Linked DNA regions of Homo sapiens: region 1 is linked to region 2. The links are chromatin loops, found by intact Hi-C in ENCODE. Cell type or tissue: pancreas. All regions are shown on one strand.

Evidence for each region. Peaks named below come from ENCODE experiments on the same cell type or tissue, not always from the same donor. Only the 100,000 strongest peaks of a DNase experiment are listed, where the experiment ranks them.
Region 1: a loop joins it to region 2, with 2.7 times the contacts of the local background. A loop is called at or near these places in 98 of 110 quality-filtered maps.

Annotation. Positions count from the first base shown.
Region 1 is chr9:93,946,759-93,954,758 of GRCh38, reverse strand. It overlaps BARX1 (BARX homeobox 1), which reads left to right. Exons shown (of 4, transcript NM_021570.4): 2 at 1,572-1,863; 3 at 1,946-2,030; 4 at 2,431-3,132. The coding sequence ends at 2,595. Among named protein-coding and RNA genes, the nearest start is that of BARX1, 4.6 kb to the left of the region's middle. RefSeq lists enhancers at 822-1,385, 1,386-1,950, 4,797-5,722, 5,723-6,650. In pancreas, no CTCF peak of the experiment used is centred here; DNase peaks (open chromatin) are centred at 268, 1,728, 3,588, 3,718 and 3 weaker places; H3K4me3 peaks cover 950 bases; H3K27me3 peaks cover 3,541 bases.
Region 2 is chr9:93,678,536-93,686,535 of GRCh38, reverse strand. PHF2 (PHD finger protein 2) reads right to left here. Exons shown (of 22, transcript NM_005392.4): 22 at 6,949-8,000. Among named protein-coding and RNA genes, the nearest start is that of MIR548AU, 88 kb to the right of the region's middle. RefSeq lists an enhancer at 7,692-8,000. In pancreas, a CTCF peak has its summit at 4,208 (motif pointing left); DNase peaks (open chromatin) are centred at 4,255, 5,015 and 5,505.

The DNA of each region.
Region 1 (8,000 bases), 270 kb before region 2:
GGGTGCAAGCTCCAGGCCTCACAGAAACCAGGCCTCGTGCCCGCGGGCCGCCCGGGGAGGGTGTTCGCTCTTTCCTTCACTGCTTCCCTTCGGCCTCCAGCCCGGGGACCCCGAGTGAGCATCCCCAGTGCAGGCGCACTGCCAGGCTACGGACTCTCGTGGGTGGAAGCGACCTCAGGCCACGGGCGCCTGGGCTTCGCCGCAGAGGGATGGCCGGGAGTGGCCGCGGCTGCCCAACCCAGGGAAGTCGGACCTCTGGGGAGGAGGCCTGCGCTCCCGAGGGCTGGGTGCTGACGCGGGCCCAAGCCGGCCCGGAGTCCCCGGGAGCTCCAGCGGGCGAGGAACGCGGCCTTGGCCGCAGTGCGGACCTGCTTCGGCCTTGCCTTGGGGCCAGAGGCCTGACTGTGAGCAGCTGCCTGGCTGTCCCTTCTGGTTTCAGGTCGGCTGGGCCTCTGCAGGGCTTGAACGGCCTGCGCAGACCTTTTCAGCTTCTGCCCTTTCTTCTAATTTGGCGGGGCCTGCTCTGCCCTGATGGTGCTGTCTCCATCGCACTCCACCCTCGTCTTGTCTTTCCCTATCTCGCTTTCCAACCGTCTGCCGGTCGGCCTCCCTCGCTTCTCTCATTGGGGTCGGCCTGCCTCCCATCTCCCACCTTTTCCCTACGGGTCCTCTGCCCCACATTTACCTGCGCCTTGCCCTGCCCTTTCCGACTCCAGCCAGGCTAGGACTCGCACCTCAGTGACAGGCCTGTCGGGGAAGGGAGGCTCCTACGCTGTAGCCGGGACCCCAGCCCTTCAAGTCGCCTTCCCTGCACCCCCCCACCTCCTAGTCGGTGCTCCCTAGCCTGGAGACGGCAGGGCCAGCGCGCTCCTTCTAAGTCCAGCTGGGACTCGGCCATTCGGCTACCTTTCGTCTCCATCTGCTCTGTTGCTACTAATTCGTTTGAAGCGGGCACACAATCATTTTAGGACTGAAGAAAATGGAAACATCTGCATGGGGAAGCGTCTGAAAATAGAAAACGTGAACAATAATTTCCAGGTTCTCAGGGTACTTTGGAATTTCCGGGAAGCACCCAACTCCGGCCCAGATGACTCCTGGCCACCGCATGGCTGTTGTGCCACGCACGGAAGAGCAAATGTGCACGCTCCGTGCATGTTCTTTTTCTAACGCAGCAAGGCTGATTTGGTTGGAGCAAACGCCATCTTCTTAGGACCAGCTGCCGTTTTCTTTTTGGTTTCTACTTTCCCCGAAAGACAAGACACACTCCGAGTTTCTCGCAGCTGCAAACATGTTCATCAGGAACCCCGAGATCTCAGAGGCAGCTGAGGCCTGGGGAACTCCAGGACAGAACACGGACAGGGTCGAGGAGATACTCCCTCCCAAATCTGGGGAACGGCAACGTTGAGGAGGGTCTCCATCTGCGCCACCGGCGCCGACCGGCAGGGCGTGGAGGTTTTGCGCTGGGAGGCACTGGCCAAGCGCGAGCACCCCCGCGGCACGTGGTGCGGCAGTCCCTGGGGCAGAGGAGCGCGGCCGTAGCTCACCCGGGTCCTCATTCTCTTTCTTCGCAGCCGTGCTGAAGGCCGAGCAGGCGGCGGTGTTCAAGTTCCCACTGGCGCCGCTGGGCTGTTCAGGGCTGAGCTCTGCGTTGCTGGCGGCAGGGCCCGGGCTGCCCGGCGCCGCGGGTGCGCCACACCTGCCGCTCGAGTTGCAGCTCCGCGGGAAGCTGGAGGCGGCAGGCCCTGGGGAGCCAGGCACCAAAGCCAAGAAGGGGCGTCGGAGCCGCACTGTGTTCACCGAGCTGCAGCTGATGGGCCTGGAGAAACGCTTCGAGAAGCAGAAGTACCTTTCCACGCCGGACAGGTAGGGCGGTACAAGGCTGGGGCCAGCGGGCTGTGGGAGTGTGGTCACTTGCCTTGCTGAGGGTGCGCCCTGCTCTTTCCAGAATAGATCTTGCTGAGTCCCTGGGCCTGAGCCAGTTGCAGGTGAAGACGTGGTACCAGAATCGGAGGATGAAGTGGAAGAAAATAGTGAGTGTGCCTGGTGGCTTCCCACCCCTCAGCTTCCTGGGCCATGCCCCGGTGCATGCAGAGCTGCTCTCCTCTTTCTCCCCACTGAGACTCTGCCCAACCCCCCGATTCCCTCGGTGCCTGGTACGCACCGGAATCCTCTCAGTTTTTTCTGCCCCTTGGGTAAGCCAACATTTCGTCCTTTCCCGCGGCACCTTCAGGCCTCCTGGCAGTCTTATGCTCCCCAGGCCGGGCCGCTCCCCAGGCGGCATTTGGACAAATGGCCGCCATTTCCCGGGACATTTCCCCACCATTTCCTCATATGGACCCTGCACTCCTTAGTCCTACCTGGGTTCAAGTCTCCTCGGGGGTCCCCAGTCCACGTGCTGGCTCACCCAGGTGCTGGCGGTCCCCCGTGCAGGTGCTGCAGGGCGGCGGCCTGGAGTCTCCCACCAAGCCCAAGGGGCGGCCCAAGAAGAACTCAATTCCAACGAGCGAGCAGCTTACTGAGCAGGAGCGCGCCAAGGATGCAGAGAAACCGGCGGAGGTGCCGGGCGAGCCCAGCGACAGGAGCCGCGAGGACTGAGGGCGGTATACGGTGCGGGGCCTGGGATGCCCGCGCCACCCGCAGCCCCCTCACTCGGCGGAAACCCGCGAGCCGGCCCTTCCGCGTCCAAGAAGTTTACTTCCTAAGCCTTTTTATTATGATCTTGAATGCGGACAATTGGGGCCAAACGAGGAAGGACACAGACCCAAAAGCCAGACCCAGGTCCCAGCGCGCTTCTGGGCTCTAACCTGGGAGACTCGCATCCAGCCCGGCGGAAGCTACAGTCTCTACCCTGAGCTCCGTGGCGCAGAGCGCTCCACGCGTATTCACGCCCCGCTCCTCGCCTGCACCCCCACCCCGTCTGGGGCCTGCCCTCCCGGCCGGGGAGCCTCCAGGCACACACCCGCTTCTGGACGTCGGGGACCCAGCGGTTGGGCTCAGGCCACAACGGCCTGAGATTGCCCCGGGGCAACCCGTCGGCTCGGCCTGGAGGCCGGGTCCCCGATGTCGCTGGGGCCCCTACCCCCTCTTGCGAAGACGGTGACTTTTTTTCCAATAAAATATTTTATGACACAATCGGGCTCGGTGGAGCAGCTTCTGAATCCGCAGGGGGTGAGGGTGGGGGTGGGGGTGGGCTCGGCAAGATAAGCGGAACGCGGGCAGTTGCTTCTTAAACTTCCTTTCCTCCGGCTCTGTCGAAGGCAGCTGTGCTCTTCACCATCAAGCCCGGGCTAGGCACGGCGGGCGGCTCGGTGGCTGCAGGATCCTAGGAATCGCTTCCACTCTGGGCGTGAGGGGCCAGTCTGAACTCCACCTCCTCTCCCTTGCCAGCCAGAGAGTCGCTGGCAGGAGCGGTCTGGCCGCACCGCGGGTGCCCAAAGGAGCGGGAGCCAGAGGTCCGCCGCAGAGCTCGCTCCGGAAGTGGCCCGGACAGAGAGCCGCCTCGGTTGTTGTTTCGGTTTCCTGGGACTTGAAGGACCAGTTCGTGCGGTCCTTGAGATGGTCTTCACCAACCCTTTATGAGGCGGATGGGAAGTCGAGGACGCAAGGTTTGGACAGAGCCCCCCCACCAGCGCGGTAGCCCGCCCGCGGGTCCTTGCAGCAGCAATGGCTCCCCAGAGTTCTCACATTTTCCGCAGGATACTCAGGGCGGCGGCGCCTGGGCTGCTGAGTTCCACCTCTGGGCAGTGAGGGCACCTGGCCGACGGAGAGAGAGGACTCAGCTGACACCGGCCTAGGGAGGGTGGTCCCTTGCAGGGACACAGCTTGGTTGCATGTGCTCTCAGGTGCCCCCTTCTCATGGAGGTCTCAGTTGCCTTCCCGCAGTCTAGGCTGGGCTCAGGGCTGCCTGTGGGTTCCTGTCCTTGTGCTTCCTGAAGCTGGGGGTGGGGAGGATGACCAGAGGTGGGGATGGAGCGATGACCACTTTACTGGTTAAAGCTCAGGAAGACTATGAAACTTGGCCATTCAGAGTTCCTGAAGCCAGGTCCTTCCAGACTCAAACAGGAAAAGAGATTTAGGTACAACAATAACAACAACAACAACAACAAAAGAGATTCAGGAACAAACAAACAAACAACTCAGCTGCAGGCTTTGTGTTTCAGAATGTGAAAGTGACTTCTTCTGGCCCCCACCTATTGTGGCAACACCTTTCCTTTCAGATCTTGGCTTGATAGGCTCTTCCCAGAACCTGAGCTTGCACTTCCCCTGCCGGTACCTCAAGGCGGAAGGAATGAGGGGTGGGCGGGGGGGTGGCGGGGGGAGGGCGGCGTGGGGAGAGGAGAGGGAGACAGCAAGCACTTTCCGAAGGCTGCAGCCACTTTCCTCACCCCAGTCCTGCCAGGTGTGGTAAACCAGCTCTTGCTCACTCTGAGTTCTTAATTCAGCCTTGCAAACAGCTCCCAGACTACTCGCCTGCTTTTCCTGAGGAGCCAGAAAACCTACCCAACCTTGACCGCCTGGAATGAATGAATCATCAGTCTGTGACTGCGGCCCTTAATCCCTTCCAGCCTTGGGGTTACTCCTACGTCTTTCAACCTAGTGACCCTACAGTAACTTTCCTGCGCTGGTCCCAGCAGCCAAGTGACTTACGTGACTGCATTTAATCCTCTCCATTTGAAAGGACAGGAAGTGAAGGTCTGACTTCTGTGGAAAGGGAGGCCTGAGGGACCTGGTTTCCAGCTATGTCTCTACCATACAGAGTTGTGAAAGAAGGTAGAATGCACCTACACCAGTCAAGAGGGGAAAGGAGGGGGATCTGACCAGCATCAGTCACAGTTAGTTCAGGGCTCTCCGGTTTTACTAAATCCGAGGAAGGCAACCTTCAGCAGATTAGCTGCCTTGCGAATCTTTGGCATTTTCCCAAGGTGCCTTGCTGTTCTGGACCTAGTGGTCTTTGTAGGACCAGGGCTCTGAGGGGTTGGGGAGGGGGTCTGGCCAATCCGGAGTCAGAGCACAAGGGCCCCAATATTTCAGCGAGAACAGCCACCTCCCGGCACAGAGGGGAACTTGATGCGGGAACTCCGGTCCGGGGGTCACCTGTGGGTCAGTGGGGAAGTTGGGCCTCAAATGAGGGAGACCAGATTCCAGGCCCTGCAGTGCGGGAGGGGTGGAGTTGTTGTCACTGCCTTCACCTCTGTGCTCCTTGCCGGGACAGGGAACGCAGAGGCAGACCGAGTCCCCGAGACTGGGGAAGAGGAGAGGGCTGCACGCCATTGTGTTTGGGCAGCTCAGGGCTTCCTTGCTTGGTGGAACCCTTGAGACCCAACGGAAGCTCCAGGCCCGCTCCAGGGAGCTAAGGCGCAGAGGCAGACGATTGCCCGCCGGCCCGGAGACCCCGTGCTGACCTAGCCCACAAAGCTGCCACTCTAGGTAAAGGGCCGCATCCTGTCTTCCAAGGTGACACAGTCTGTCGGACTGCGCGTGCCCGACCGGAGCTACCTGGCGCCCGCCCTGCGTGCCACTGCGCCCCAGCCACCGAGCGCTGAGGTTGTCTCTCTGCCTGCAGGCAGCAGTCGCATCCTTCATTTCAGGCCCGGGACTTGAAGGAAAGGTCCCTTGGATCCCATTCCTCTTCCGCTCTATGCACAAGTCTCTTCTCATCCCCAAAGTCCTGGGAAAAAAACCCAGATATGGCGTGGGCCCAGGTGGCTGAGCTTCCCGGAGCCCGGGGGCCGCAGCCAGGGGAGGGAGAGGGCTCAGGAGTCTCGCGAGAGCTGTGGCCCTGCGGGAGTGGGGAGCGCCTGCGACCGCCTGGACCCTGGGGACGCGAAGGGCTGGGGGAGGAGAGAGGGCTGGGATTAGCCTGGCCGCAGCGTTCCCCCAGAGGCGCGAAGTTTGCGCTCAGTGTGCTTTGTTCAAGGTGGCCTGGGGAATGAGGGAGTCCTTGGGGAGGCTTGTCAGAAGGGCCCCGGCCCGGGATGGGGGAGGGGGTCGCTTCTCCACTGGTGTGATCCTGGCCGGAGCAAGACGTTCTCCTGGTCAGTAGAAGGGGAGCTGGAGAGTCTCGGGAGAGAGAAGATTTGGGCGGCGCCCAGCTGGGCCCAGCACGCAGGAGGCGTGTGGGGAACGGAAGGCCACTTGCAGCTGGCTTGGATATTCCAGCTTACCGCGGGCTCCACGCACAGCCCCCGCAGCGCGAGGACAGTCGCAGGCGTAGTCGCGAGCGGGGGCGCCCCATCCCTCCCCCTGGCTTTTCACCTAAAAAAAAAAAAAGTTCCTCTGGCTTGCTCCCTTCCCTGTTCTGGATTCCCCTAGAGGGTCACTTGTGGGGACTAAGAAAGAAAAAAAAAAAAGAAGAAGCGCGGGTCCCAGCCCAAGTCGACAACAGCAGAATCTGAAGTTTTTGTCCCCTGGAGCTGGAGGGCACTGTCTTACTGTGCCTACAGGGAAACCGAGCAGGGCCAGCTAGGAGTGGCCAAAATGTGGTCCTCTCAACCCCGAGTGAGCACCTTCACTCGGCCATCTCTCCCCATCTCCCTGGAGCTCCAGGGTCCGAGCAGAAACCTGGTACCGCCTTTGTTTTCAGTTGCTCCCCTGCCTGATTTCCTTTCTACAGGTCAGGGAGCCTCTGCCCTAGAAATGACAGTACCGGAGAAGGAACGCAAAGGACATCCCCTGAGCCCACTTTGGGTTCCTGTGTCCACGGAGGAGACTAGCTGATGCTGGGAACCTCTGTCCCCTCTGTTCAGGCTGGGTTCCCCAGCGGTCCCACCTACAGCCCCCACCCTCCCTCCCAGCTCAGCCCGGGGCCAGATCTCCGAGCTGAAGGAAAACTTCTCAAATGCCACCTCCCCAACCCCACTGTAGGGAGGTAAGGGAGCTGGGACTCCTCGCTCCGCTGGGCGGGGCAGGAAGGTAATGGCAGCCGAGGGGCCAGCAGGTGCTGACTCTGGCTCAGCTCTCTACCTCTATTCTGGTCCCCCGGGCCACTCATAACTTCCTGCCCCAGGACTGTCAGAGGCCCCTCCAGGGAAGGGCCTTTCCTCTTGGGATCTCTCTGACTTTGGAAGGGGGACCCTCACTGGTGTGACTTCAGAAGTTCAATTTGTCTTAGCTCTTACACAGTAGTGTCCCTAGGTCTCGACTTTAAGACAGCATCTTCCCATTTCTGAAATCTGGGTTCCATGACAGTTGAGATGGGGACGAGGGTCCCAGAGGCTGTGGGTGTCATGGATGCTCCATGTGACCTCCCGCCCACTCCCATGGGTGTACTGCCGAGGTTATTTAGCCATTCCAGTGAACAGTGGTGGCCCCTGGCCTCTCAGGCACCAACACTGGAGGGGAAGACCACAGAGGGGAGTCCTTCAGCTAGGCCAAGGAATTCACAGGGGAGGAGAAGCTTGGGGCGGGGCGGGGTGGGGGGTGGTTCTTCAGCAAGGCATAGAAATTCACAGGGGAAGAGCAGCTTAGAGGGTGTCCATTGAGAGAGGTGCCTCTGACCTCTCTCAAAGAAGGCTTCTCAAAGAAGTTTTAGGAATACCTCCACTGATGATTGATTGCGCTGATAGTTGCCGTTTTGATGTAAACTCAATAGTGATCTGTGGTTTTTTTTTTTTTAAATCTATGTGCTAATAAGCCTAAAAGAGATATTTGAGTAAGTATAAAATAAAAATTCCAGGTGATATGAGAGCAATGGGTTATGGCTTCATTCGCAATATTTAAACAACGTTTCTTTCTCAATGCTTCAGGAAATAATCGTGCATCTGACATCAGTGGCAGCATGGACTGGCTGATATGTATCAAGCTCTTATGTCAGCCCTTCATTCCTTTAACAAGCACTTATTGAGTATGGCAGACAATTCCTAGCGCTAGGGACAGAACCCCCCCCCCATTTCTTCTGAATTACTTTATCGATCCAGGGACACCCCAGTAAGCTAGGTGCTCCTGCTCCCATTTTCCAGAAGATAAAGCTCACAGATGTTAGGCAACTTGCCCAGGAACAC
Region 2 (8,000 bases):
TCACAGTCTCTTCTTGTCAGACTCCATTCTGGCACTTCCTCTTCTAAAATTCCCTGTGTGCCCCTCCTTACCTTGGTCTCCAATCCTTTTCTCCTCCAGGGTCCCTGGCCATTCCTTTCACCTTGCTACCCACTGACCACTGAGGCCCTTACCTGCCCAGGAGCTGGGGCTCCCCAAGGGGAAGACCACAGCTGGCTCACCACTGTGGCCCCAGCGCCAGCTAACATGAGGTCAAATGGAGACCATCCTCAGGGGTGAAATGGGCCTGGGGAGGCCTGATGACTGCGCAAAGGATGCCCTGCTGGGGCTGTGAGAGTTGTAGTACAAAACAATGGAGGATCCTTTGTTTGACACAGAGTGTCAGGATCCTGTAACAGTGAAGAGCCACAGATGGTGGTTGAGCAGGAAAGTGACCAGAGGAAATACTGTTTCAAAGCTGAATTTGGAGCAATAAAGAAGGGAATCAGGAGACCTAGACAGGGCAGGGCTGGTGTAGGGGGTCCTGGGAGATTGCACACCCCCCCCACCCCATGACCCGCCCCAGAGTGAAGTGGAGAGCTAAGCCCAGAGAGTGTCTGCATTGAGCTGGGGGAAAAGGGAGGGTTTGACCAGGAGATCGCACCCCTCCTCCCTGAACAGGGAAAGTGGATGCAGCCTGAGGTCATCAACAGCCTTCAGGTTTGCTTCATGGGTTTGCAGCTCATCAATCCAAGGAGGACAATAAGGATCTGGTAGATTGGGAACATATTCCAGCATTGCACCTGGAAACCCTGGACAAGCAGAGTCCAGACATTGATTAAACTTTTACACCGGGAAAATCCCATCTTCAGGGAAAGTAATTTCTGTGTATTTATGTGCCACAAATACCTGGATACCAACGGGGAATATATCAGGGCGATCCCAGTGCTCTGCAGCAAATTACAATACATCCCAGTGGAGCAGAGCTGCGTGGTTTAAAAAGTAAATAATAAGGAAACAGGACTGTCTTTTTCCCCAGATGTAAAGGTGAAATAAATGGCTTTTTTGAGCAATGATAATAATCCCAGTAAACGTCTGACACTGAGCTAAGGTGGCTTACCTCTGTAATCCTGATGGCGCTGGAAGGTAAGATGATTGTCCCCACTGGGGTCCCTGCCAGCCCAGGGAGCAGAGCAGAGATGCCGATGGCCCCCTGGAGGCACAGACATGTAGTTTTCCTAAACTCTAACAGAAAGGAGCCCAAGACGGAAGGAAGGAAATACAAATGTACTCCTGGGCATGTCGCAGACCAAAGCTTCCTCTACCAAATATGTGAGTCACTGCACATTTATGTAAGATTTCCCTTTCACAAGTGGACAAAACCTCACATTGGTGTACACACATGGTACTCCTGGACAACACATGGACAAAATCCTTCCTCTTCTGGATAAAAAGATATAGGTAACAACATGGAGGTGGCCTCACACACTTATTAAATCAGCCACAATGAGCAGAAATCACCCAGCACCGCAGTGGGCTGCTCCCAGGCAGGGCGTGCTGACAAGAGGGCTCTGTGGAGCTGCCGGCCCCTTTGGCAGCCCACCCTTCCCAACCAGGCAGCCTGAGAGACTTGTCCCCAAGAGCACACCGGGCAGGTGGAATCGTGGCACACCAGGCCCTCGATTCTCATTCTCACAAGACCCTCAGGAAACCAGGGGTATTGCTGTATTTTATAGGCAGGAAGTCAAGGCCCCAGGTCATACAGTGGGCAAAGGCAGCACCAGGACCTCCACCACCCACATCAGCACCAGAAGTGGGGTGCACGCTCTCTTTCTGCTCCTGCCTGCGAAGCCGGCGAGTCCATTGTTTGGTAAATGCAGTTTGCAGGGGACAAGGAGGATTCTGATTTTGGAATAGCACTGGCTGGACAGTGGGGCCCAGGGCCCAGCCTGGCCGGCGGGAGGACGATTAATGACAAGGATCCTACTTGGAGGCCGGGCGAGGGCCCAGCCAGCACCGGGTGTTTACAGCTCGCTCGTCTGTTTGGGGCCTGCAAATCCGTGTCAGATGTTAATGGAACAGCATCATTTTTCTACCGAGGTGGCATCGCTGGGGTTGTTTGGATGAGGCAACGGTGGGACTCGGCCTGGAAGAGGGTTCAAGGGCAATGGGTGGCTCAATGGGGCAGCTGGGGCTTGCCAGGGGGCATCCATCAGGCATCCGCAGCCCAGCTGGGCCCCTGAGGGCACCCCACCTTGCACCCCAGTCACCACAGCCAGTCCCTCTGGCCACAGGGCTCTGCAGACAAAAACTTTAAGTTGCGGCCAAGAAAAAAATGTACTGCAAAATGTGAGAAAGAACCGAAAACTGGAAATCAGTAAGTGTTTAAGCATCAGTACAGGCCTGAGGTCCAGGACATGGTTTCCCCTGCACCTCCTACTGTGCTTCAGTGCCAGGTCCACCCACGGAAGCTCTCGGGCCAGGCCTGGTCGCCCAAGGCAGCGCTGCAGGCCATCACCACTCTCGATAAGGCCTAGAGGGCAGAAGTCAAGGCCTGGGTGAGGACACCTCTCCCCTGCCTCAGCTCCAGTGGGAACCTCCCCTGCCCCTCCGGGTGGAGGCAGCCTTGCCGTCAGCAAGGCAGAGGGAAAAAAAAGAGGCCCAGAGAAGGAAAGTGACCTGCCCAAGGTCACACAGTGAGCAAGACCCTCTGAGCAGGGCTTGCAGAAGGGTAGAAGAGTGCTCCACAAGGGGCTGTTGGGAAGTGGGGGGCACACAGGGAAGCGTGGGCCCTGGAGCAACTCTATGTGGGTCAGCGCCATCACCCCCACTCTGGAGATGAGGAGGCTGAGGCTGTCCTCCAAGGCCACACAGCCAGGCTGGGCAAGGACCTGCCAAGGGCTTGAGGGGATGAAGCCTCCCTCTAACCCTGGCCCTGCTGGCTCTCAGTGCCCTCTCCTCACCTAACTGCCTCCTGGCTCTTCCCCAGCAAGCTGGCTCCTGCCTGAGGGCCTTGGCACAGGCTGTCCCCTCTGCTTACACTCTTCTCTCAGGCTCTCAAGGCTCTGCTCAAAGGCCCCCCAGGCCAGACTGTCTAAGCCTGCCCAGCCCATGACCCAGCCCTGTTCCCTCCATGGGCCGGGGCTTAGGGAGCATGCTAAGTGGTCAGCCAGCCAGAGGAAAGCTTGTAGTGCCCTGCATAGCACACAGTAGGTGCTCAGGAACTGTGACCACACTGGCCACAGGGTCACTGGACAAGACCAGCGGTATTGGACCCGGATATCTGAGACCTTCCGTCTGAGTACTTATGTCACCGTCACCACTGGGAATTATTATTAAGGAGACTGTTTTCGCGAAGACTGGAACACAGCTTGGATTTTAAAATCAGCAACATCTCTCTCTCTCTTTTTAACCCTGTACCGTAAGCCCTCTCAACTCTCCCTTCCACACTACCCTCCAGCCTCTTGATACTGCGAACAAGGAGGGCAGAGACCCTTGGCAGCCATATGTCTTTGACAAGACCTGCCTCAGTGTCACCATCCACAAATCAGGCTCCTTGCCCAGGGCTGTGCAGAGTCTGGGATGGGCACAGAGCTCAGGCTAGGCTAGGCTGGGGCAGGCAGGGGAAAGAGACCTGCCTATCTAGGGGAAAGGGGTGGTAAAGAGAGAGCCGCTGTGGAGACAGCGCTGGTGCCCCTTAGCTGAGCTCCGAGCTACACCCTGCTCTTCCACTGGCTCAGGCCCTCGCTGCAGCCATACACCTCAGGGCCTTTGCTCCTGCACCGCCCCTTGCCCCACACCCACAGCCCTCCTTCCGCAGGCCTTGCAAGCTGCCTCCTGGCTGCTGGCTGCAGAATGTCTCTCTGCAGGTCTCACTTATAAGCCCAAAGGCCCTGGAGCTGACCTGCTTGGACGTAAATTCCTGCTCTAGCAGCTGAGAGACTCTGTGCCTCAGTTTCTTCATCAGTAAAATAGAGACGCTCAGGGGATCTCCCTTGGGGGGCGACTGTGAAGCATGAACAAGGTAACAGAGCACATGTGCATCAATGACTAAGCTGAGCTGATTTTTACTGTCGCCTTCCTTCCCAGCACTCACAGCATGCTTGTTTTTTTGTTGTTGTTGTTGTTTTGGCCCATAGTTACCATCACGCCTGCCATTAGCCCTTAAGTCCCAGCACCCGCCCCAGCCCCAGGCACTAAATAACCTCACACAATTGTCCTCCTTGTTCCCGGCCCTGCCCTGCCCCCCGGTGGTTATTCTGGGTATGGCCCCAAAGGTTCGCAAATTGAACCCTGTTTTGCCAACTGCAGGTTCAGGGACCGGCTCTGGGTCCAGCCGGGGCGAAAGGATGTGGGCACATATATAGGCAGGGTCCTGCAGAATAGACTGACCTGGCCGAGTTTCTGAGCTCCCCACCAGGCATGGAGATGATGGGCACATGGCAGGGGCAGGGGAAGAGTCCCTCGCCTCTGGCCAACCAGCAGCAGGCTGTAGTCCTGGAGAGCTCACTCCACCTGCTCCCGAACTGCGGGGCTCCCCAAGGGCCTGACGCATCCCTCCACTGTGACGGTGGCCCCAGGGCCCTGCTCTGAGCCGCTGCAGACTCTCCTTTCTGTTCAGCCCACAGGGCCCATGTCTGACAACCCCAGGGTCTTGCTGCCTGCCTCTACCTCTGCTCATGTTGCTAGAAACATCACTTTCTATGGTCAGCTCCAGGCGCCCCTGGAGACCTGCCCTTCCCACCTGGAGGCATGTCTCCCCCACACGCTGTCCTGTGGTCCTGTGATCCTGTGGTCCAGGCGGCAGGTGTGGGTCCCGCTCTACCGTGAGCAGCGGGTGCCTCTTCTGAACCTCGGTGGACTCCTGGGCAGAACTGGCTGATGATAACACCTGCCCCAGGTTGTCAGTCATGGTGAAGTCTGGGGCAGGTTCTCCACACAGTCTCGGACACACAGTAGCCACTCAGTAAACAACTGTGGAATCCAGCGAGCTTTGGAGGGCGGGACCGGGGGCAGTTTGCTTGTGTGTGTTCACTGCACTGCGCACTGAACTTGCTCAGGCCAAGCTGGGCAGGCTGCAGGGACAGACAGGCCTGAATCTCAGAGGCGTGACCCACAAAGTCCGCTGCTGGTCGGCAGCTCCCTCCCAGACCTCACCCTCCCAACTTCACTGTCATAGGGCAGTCAGCACCGACACCAAGGTTAGGGGAAGAGCCACAGCTAGGGGCATGCTTGGGGCCACATGGGCCCCTGGCCTCCCGGCTGCAGGCGCACACCCAGAGATGCATGTCCAGGTCTGTGTGCCGCACACCTGGGCAGGATCCTTGCATGACACTTGGCTCACAGGCTGCCTGGCACTCAGTGGGGGCTGGGCTCGAGACACTGGGCCGGCCCGAGTGCAGCACAGGGCGGAGCCTGGGCTCCAGGAGATGCTGGGCAGCCGCAGAAGCCCCTTCCAGGGCCCAGGGTGCTCAGCTCCTGTGAGTCCTAACAGCAGTGCTTGGTGGAGGTGGACCCAACTAGCACCCAGACAGCTCCACCAAGATCCAGATGCTGGGCCCAGGGGGCCGGCCAGACTGAGGGTGGTTGGAGCTCCAGAGCCCGGGCCTGAAGGGCGCTGCACACTTTATCTCAGTGGCTGCGGGGCTGAAGGTGCAGGGACTCCTGGGGGAAGCATAGGACAGTCTCTAGCTGGACCTGGCAAGGACAGGCCAGCTTCCCAGGCAGCCTGGGGGTGTGCAGAGGATACCCAGCTCTTGTGGAGTCCAGCGGAGTGGCTCAGGCTGTGGGAGTGCCCACAGCCCAGGGGCATCCAAAATGCCTGGCAGCCTGGGCAGCCCCAGCATGGGTCCCAGGCACCACCTGGGGGCAGCACTGGGACCCCGCCCTATCCTGGGGAGCCCCCAGGTCCTGGAGGGGTTCCTCCTGGGGGCTCGACCACCATGCGTGGTGGGAGCATCCCCCGGAGCACCCAGCAGGGACTGGAGGAAACAAAGCTCAGAGCGAGAAAGGACTTGCCCAAGGGCAGCCTTGGGTTAGTTTCCTGTGCCACATGACAAACTGCATGGAGTGAATGACCACAGGTCTGCGGGTTGACAAAACCCCTAGAATCTTGCAGTGGTGGGTCAGACACCCAGCACGGCAGAGCCCTCTGCTCAGGGTCTACTGGAGATCCTGCTTCCTCAGGGTGTTGGCAGCCAGGGCCGACCCTGCTCAGCAACCTGCAAGCTGAGCAACCTTGGGTGACCCAGGCCAAACTTGTCTCCAGCTTATCCCACTCCCAGCTCCCATCCCAGGGCAAGACCCCATGTGTGGGGGCCTGGGCCAGTCCAGCCGTCATCACACCCCTTGATTCTCAGCATCTGCCTGCCCAAATGGCCCGAGGTTATTCATGTTTCTTCAATAAACGCCAAATGGCCTGTTTATCCGTGGTCCTCAACATTGTCACCAGCACCCCCACGCATGCACCCCCACCAACAGACTGACCCAGGCCTCACCTGTGTCCCAGCAGCCCTGCCTGCCACACATCACGAGCAGCGACCCCACCCCTGCGCTCAGCACCCTCCCTGGGCTTGCACCATTTGAGTGCCTCTGTCAGGTAAGGGCTGTTCCTGGTAGTTAGCTGTAATCACATCAGACTTAGGCTAGAACCGTGCAAGGGACTGAATGCTTCTGGGTGTGCATCCGTGCTGGGGTGCACATGTGTGTGCCTACTGGACTCAGCCAAACGCCATACCCTTGAGTCCAAAAGAAGGTTCTAGAGGCTTCCCAAGGACATCCTCAGGGCTGGGACTGACAAACGCTGCTGCCACCCCTGCAGCCCCCGAGGGTCTCTTCTGTCCACTCCTGCCAGCCAGCTTGGGGTGCTGTGTGTGATTTGGCTGAGCAACCCGAAGCTTTCCATGAGGAACGCAGGTGGCTGGAGCCTCCCCACCACCCTCACTGCCAGGGTGAACAACTACAGTCGAGGCAGAAATGACACAGACATGGTTCTGTACAAAACCTGAAATATTTTTACTTTTTTAAAACTTTGATCTAAGTTGCCTTAGACCTCATGGACTCGATACAAGAGTAATATGAATTGGGAAATAAAACACTTTAATAGCCACGATAAACTTTGTTAGAAATGTACATGTTGCCAAAATAATAATAATAAAATTAAAAAAAAGAGAGAGAGAGAACAGCTTGATGTCCAGGTTAGATTATATAAATGTTCAACAAGGGCAGGGTAAAGGAAACTTTAAAAACACCAGTTCTGAATAAGCCTGGGGCCCCGTGAGACTCCCCCTCTCCCACCCAGTCTCGGGCCCTAGGGACTGCGTCCCTCCAAACAGGACAAGTGGGAGTGGATAAGGCCTCCACCAAGCTGCCTCTCCCAGTGGACAAAAACATCCAGGTAATGGGTATATAAACAAAGCTCATAAGAAATGTACAAATATAAAAAGCTACAAACATTAATAAATTACAGCATCACAAAACACGGAAACACTTCACAAGGTGCTAGTAAAATAACTGTATCCCCCAATCCCCTCATCATACAAGGAAAACAAAGAGCTGGTATTAAAGTTGAAGATTCATCTTCAAAATGTGTCTGAAATAGATCTTTTGTGTACTATTTGCTTCTGTAAAGACAGAGTGTAAGGCTGCACAGACATCACTTGTTTTTCAGGCAATACCTTAGTTCTTAAAAGAAAAAAATAATAATAATAAAAGGAAAGGAGAAGGAAAAAGCATCAGAACCCAACTGTCCATCTGACTCAGCAAAAAACTCGTATAAATGTTAATGAAGAACTCTATAGAAAGAAATTCCTAAAGATACTTTTACTCTTATAAAAAAGAAGTTATTTAAAAAGCTATTTACACGCTACATTCTATGAAAAATATGCTTCAGGAAATACATCTAAAATTAAAATACAGGATTGCCTGAGAAACAAATCCAGCCCCTCCGTGTCGATGGTGGACACACCATCCAGGTACGACCCATGCAGGCGACACCACACGCTGACACGGGAGAACAGAGAAGTGCCGACCGTAAGTCCTCG